Regions from separate parts of the Mus musculus genome. Here region 1 is linked to region 2. Evidence: chromatin loops called from intact Hi-C (ENCODE). Cell type or tissue: left cerebral cortex. All regions are shown on one strand.

What was found. Hi-C counts contacts between places; a loop is a spot of excess contacts. Peaks named below come from ENCODE experiments on the same cell type or tissue, not always from the same donor. Only the 100,000 strongest peaks of a DNase experiment are listed, where the experiment ranks them.
Region 1: a loop joins it to region 2, with 3.0 times the contacts of the local background. A loop is called at or near these places in 3 of 42 quality-filtered maps.

Annotation. Positions count from the first base shown.
Region 1 is chr3:117,847,818-117,850,317 of GRCm38, forward strand. All of the region lies in intron 1 of Snx7 (sorting nexin 7), which reads right to left. Among named protein-coding and RNA genes, the nearest start is that of Gm52614, 6.8 kb to the right of the region's middle. In left cerebral cortex, no CTCF peak of the experiment used is centred here; a DNase peak (open chromatin) is centred at 1,238; H3K27ac peaks cover 1,403 bases.
Region 2 is chr3:117,572,761-117,575,260 of GRCm38, forward strand. Plppr5 (phospholipid phosphatase related 5) reads left to right here and starts at 2,467. Exons shown (of 6, transcript NM_029425.3): 1 at 2,467-2,500. In left cerebral cortex, no CTCF peak of the experiment used is centred here; DNase peaks (open chromatin) are centred at 1,325, 2,085 and 2,370; H3K4me3 peaks cover 1,017 bases; H3K27ac peaks cover 1,140 bases.

The DNA of each region.
Region 1 (2,500 bases), 280 kb after region 2:
TAACTAACCATTTTTCTACTTTGTTTTCACCTGTGAGGAAATAGAAAATATAAAATTAAAATAAAACAAAACACAACCACAGAAGCAGAGTAGTCCTGCCAAAGTACCAAACATGCCAGGCATGATTTGAGTCAAGTAATAAAGGGCTCACATTTTATGGTTAATCGGGTACACAAAAATAAAGAAACAAGAAATTCCCTGAAATGAAAGTTTAATTAGATAGATAATTTTCACCTCTATGATAGGATAAAATAAATTGTACCTAGATGACAGGTTTCTATTCCTGCACAAACATCATGGCCAAGAAGCAAGTTGGGGAGGAAAGGGTTTATTCAGCTTACACTTCCACATTGCTGTTCATCACCAAAGGAAGTTAGGACTGTAACTCAAGCAGGGCAGGAAGCAGGAGCTGATATAGAGGCCATGGAGGGATGTTACTTATTGGTTTGCTTCCCCTGGCTTGCTCAGCCTGCTTTCTTATAGAACCCAAGACTCCCAGGCCAGGGATGGCACCACCCACAATGGGCTAGGCCCTCCACCCCGCCTTGATCACTAATTGAGAAAATGTCTTACAGCTGGATCTCGTGGAAGCATTTCCTTAACTGAGGCTCCTTTCTCTGTGATAACTCCAGCCTGTGTCAATTTGACACACAAAACCAGCCAGTGCAAAAATAAAATGATCCAAAATAATGCTCTGTATGTTTTTAACATCTATTTTTATTTTAATCATATATATATATATATATATATATATATATGTATGTATGTATGTATGTATGTATACACACACACACACACACACACACACACACACATATACATATACAGAAGTGTGTGTGTGTATTTTCCAGCTCATCAATGTTAGATGGCTAAATAGATAATTTTAAAGTTCACAACAATGACAAAAAGAAGATAATTGTCTAAAAATAAAATATGGGATGCTACACAACAGAACCCTAAGAAACCATGAAGAGAATTCAGAGCTCCCAAGCCAACATTCCATCGGTATATACAAAAATTTCGCTCACAAACCATCCCATGGAAACAGCAATTTCCTAAACTGGGGAGGTTTAATTGGTTAGGCCAGTGTCCTGGAGATTTCCCTGACACTGCATGTAATTCTGAGCTCCAGCTTTCCTTGTGCCCAACGGCTCTGCTCACCACAGCCCACTTCTTCTACCTACTAAGTAATTTTGTGTTCTATTTTCTCCACTGCAAAAGCAGCCTTTTGTAGCGTGGGAAGGATCTGGGCTGGCTTATGAAGGCTCACAATTCTGAGGCATGCAGCGCAGTGTCATAAAAATATGCTCCCATATCCAGCAAAGGGAGAAAATTACAGGCTGAATATTTAGCAGCATGGATGATTTCTGTAGACGGATTTAAATTACCGTGAATCACTCAAAAAACACTCTTAAAACCTCAATAAAACCAACTATCCAACGTGGTTTAGATTTGTTCTCTCCCACAAAGAGAAAAGAAAATATGGTGACATTACTTAAAAATGTACCTTGATATAAATAACTGAAAGGAATGAGATACAGAGAAGCAATTAAGCCATTTAACCTTTTGTGGTTGGTGGGTTTGAAAAATGAATCCTTAACATATGTTTTCTTCTAACAAAGGATTCATCTCCACCTTCTCTTTCCCCTTCCCTCTTCCTCTTCCTTGTCTCCCAATGTGGAAACCTATAGTTATTCAAGACTACCTTAATCCCTTAAGCATTGAAAAAACATCTTTTTGATCCCCCCCCCCACACACACACACATGATAGCAGAGGGGAAATGATCTGTGTGACAAGTCTGTACTTGAATTATATTTAATACTCTTTTCACTGCCAATTCAATGAAAACACATACCCAAGACCAAGAAAACCAAGATCTGAATATACAATAAAGAAGAAAGCCAAATACATTGCAGAAATTCATTGTGTTCTATATTTACTCCAAAGCAACAGTCCACTGTTAAAGAAAACATTCAAGCGACTTCTGAAATCAATGTCACAAATGGCAAAATCATCTACAAATAAAACGCGTGTTTCCCTGTTGTTATTCTTGGTTCAATAACTGTTTTCTGCTATCAGTTCAACGGTGCCCTCCCACCTAAACCCCCAAATTCTCTAAACTCCTAGGTTGAAGGTCTTTGTGTGCCTCTGTGTGTTCATGCATGCTCACATATGTGTGGATGCACTTATGTGGGGGTGCCGATGTGTTTGAGGGTGTGACTATGTAGAGAGCAGAGGAGAGTAAGTGTCATCCCTCAGGAGCTGTCTACCTCATTTTAGATATCTCTGTTTGTCTCAGAGGTCCCCAAAGGGGGTGGTTTAATAGGGAGTGCCAGGGGCCTAGGTATCTACCTGTCTCTATCTCCCTAGCTCTATGCATGTAACCAAGCCTGGATTTTTGTTTGTTTCTTTTCATCTTGGTTTTGGTTATGGTTTGTTTGGTTTGTTTTTGTTGTTGTTGTTGTTTGGTTGGGTTTTGTTTATTTGGGGTGTTTGTTT
Region 2 (2,500 bases):
CAGTCAGGCTACAGTTGGAGGGGCAGCTCTTGCTCCCATTGTTGGGGGAGGGGTGCTCGTGGAGCTGCATATCTACATGTGTGCCATGGGTGTTGGTCCAGCCTGTGAATGCTATAGAGCATTTTTAAGGACCAAATTTCATGAACCGTTCCTTATTCCATTCCTCCTTCCCTGGTTCCAAGAGGATGTTGCCACCCCTACCCTCAACACCACCAGGCCTCCCCACTCCCAGGAACCGCAAGTCTCTGGAGAGTTAGGTGCATCTTCTCTCACTGAGGCCAGACCAGGCAGTCCTCTGCTGTGTATGTGTCTGGAGCCTCATATCAGCTTGTGCATGCTGCCTGGTTGGTGGCTCAATGTCTGAGAGATCTCAGCAGTCCAGGTTAGTTGGGACTGCTCATTTTCCTATGGGGTCGCCCTTCTCCTCAGCTTCTTCCAGTCTTTCCCTAATTTAACCACAGGGTTCCCAGTCTTCTGTCCATTGGTTATGTGTAGGTATCTGAGTCTGACTAATCTTTGGTCCGGGCCACTTGGAGAGCAGCCATGCTAGACTCCTTTTCTTATTCTATTTTTGCTCTAGTCTCAGGAGCATTTCCATCAATATATATGCTAATATTTAAGATTCTTCATTAGAGTGAAGTCATCTCACTTTTCAGTCCCGAATCTCCTCAAACATCACTCCCTCAAGTCTGGCAATATAAACCTGGGCTTTGTTGTTTAAAGGAGGAACACTTTATTTTCAAGAGTGGTCCCTACTTAGCCCCACGTGTAACCTCTTGTGTTCTTCACAGTTCACAAATCCTGCTATGTATGGAAGGTAAAGTTCTTTCCTGGGTTTTCTGTTTATTTGTGGTTTTCTTTCTACATACGATTCTAAAATCTCAGGAAAATATCTGGATTTTGTATGTTAGTTGCTGAAAAAAAACATAGAAATAAGGATTTACTATTTTACATGTTCATATCTTCTTTGGAAGACAGGCAATCCTCAATCTCCCCCTCTCCCCCCAACTACACAGGATCCTCAAAATAAAATCTCACGATTACTTCAGCTCTAACCCTTGTCCATTAGAAGGCTGCTTCAGTAACAGAGAAGCTAGTTGCTAACAATCTTAAAGGAGCCAGGATTGGATATTCTGTATCTTTCCAGAAAGTACCTTGGGTTCTCAAAGTTGAACCGGGAGAGTCTATTCACTCACTTTTCATTTGCCACATAACTCACAAATACCCAGTCTTTGCCTGCCCATGGCTATGCTCTTTGTTCCTGTTCTTAGTCTTAGTTCCTGAAGTCTTACATCCTGAATCTTTCGAGTGGCCACATTTTCATACAGTGGTAGCTCACTCACATACATTACTTCTACCGGCCAAAGTTGCCTGCCACACACATCACTAAGAGTGCTCTGAAATAATTAGTTGTTAAATGATATTCTTGATTACATGGTGGCCCATCTCACACCTATTTAATATTCAAGAAATTCAGTGCTGTTACCATCCCATCCTCAAAATCAGTGATTTGCCTAATCAAAACTGTCGTTTTGGGTTTATGTTGTATTTTCTTGTTGATAAAGGCCCACCTCCAAAAGCCACCATGTTACAGCCTATTAGATGTATGAACATCCCAGAAATCCTGGTAAGTAATTCCAGATTCTAAGGAAAAGAGCAGAGCTCTTAAGGTTATTTTTCTCTCCTTATCTTCTGCACATGCTTTTTTCTCTGCCTGGTGTGAGCAGGGTCAGGGTAACTTGAAGATATTGCTTGGGTGCAGAGCTTACGAGTCATTGCAGGATGGGCTCTGCATACATATAGCTCCTAAGCTACTTAAATATCCACGCACACGCGTGGACATCTACGTAAGACTGCATTGTGTGTGCTTGTGCTATGACTCTGTGTGGGTCTTCTGACCTCAGAGGAATCCCTGCAATTCCCTGAACTCTGGAAATAGCAAGATGAGGCACATAGTTCTTTCCCTGTCCTTGGTGACTGGTACCCCTGGGTCCCAAGAATCTGCAATGCCTCATCTCCCAAGCAGCTAATCAGAGGAGACTGTGAAGATGAGAAAGGCTATACGTGGAACCAACCAGGAAAGAGCCGGTTTGCCCAAGATGATGCCTCTAAAGCTAGGAACCTTGAATCTGTTGATTTACTTACAAAGCCTTGGGAAACTGGAAGGGAGGCAAAGCCACCCAGAATCTAAAATCCTCTGAGATAATTTCTGTCATCGCCTTGGAAGCCACACTGCTCTGGCTGCTCTCCAGCGCTGGAGGGGTCACAGAGTCCAGGCAGTGCTGTGAGCAGAGACAGAGACTGCAATTCGGCGGCGCCACCCGGACACTTTGCGTTCCGGTGGGCTTTGCGCTCTGAAGATGTGTCCCCGCACCTTCTTCCCAGGCGCTGTGCGGGAGGTCTGAAACAGCCCAGCTGGTGACTCGAAAGGGAGTTTCTAGAAGCTCCATCTCTGCTGCCTCCCCTCCCCTTCAGATTTGGAATTTTACCCTCTCCAGGC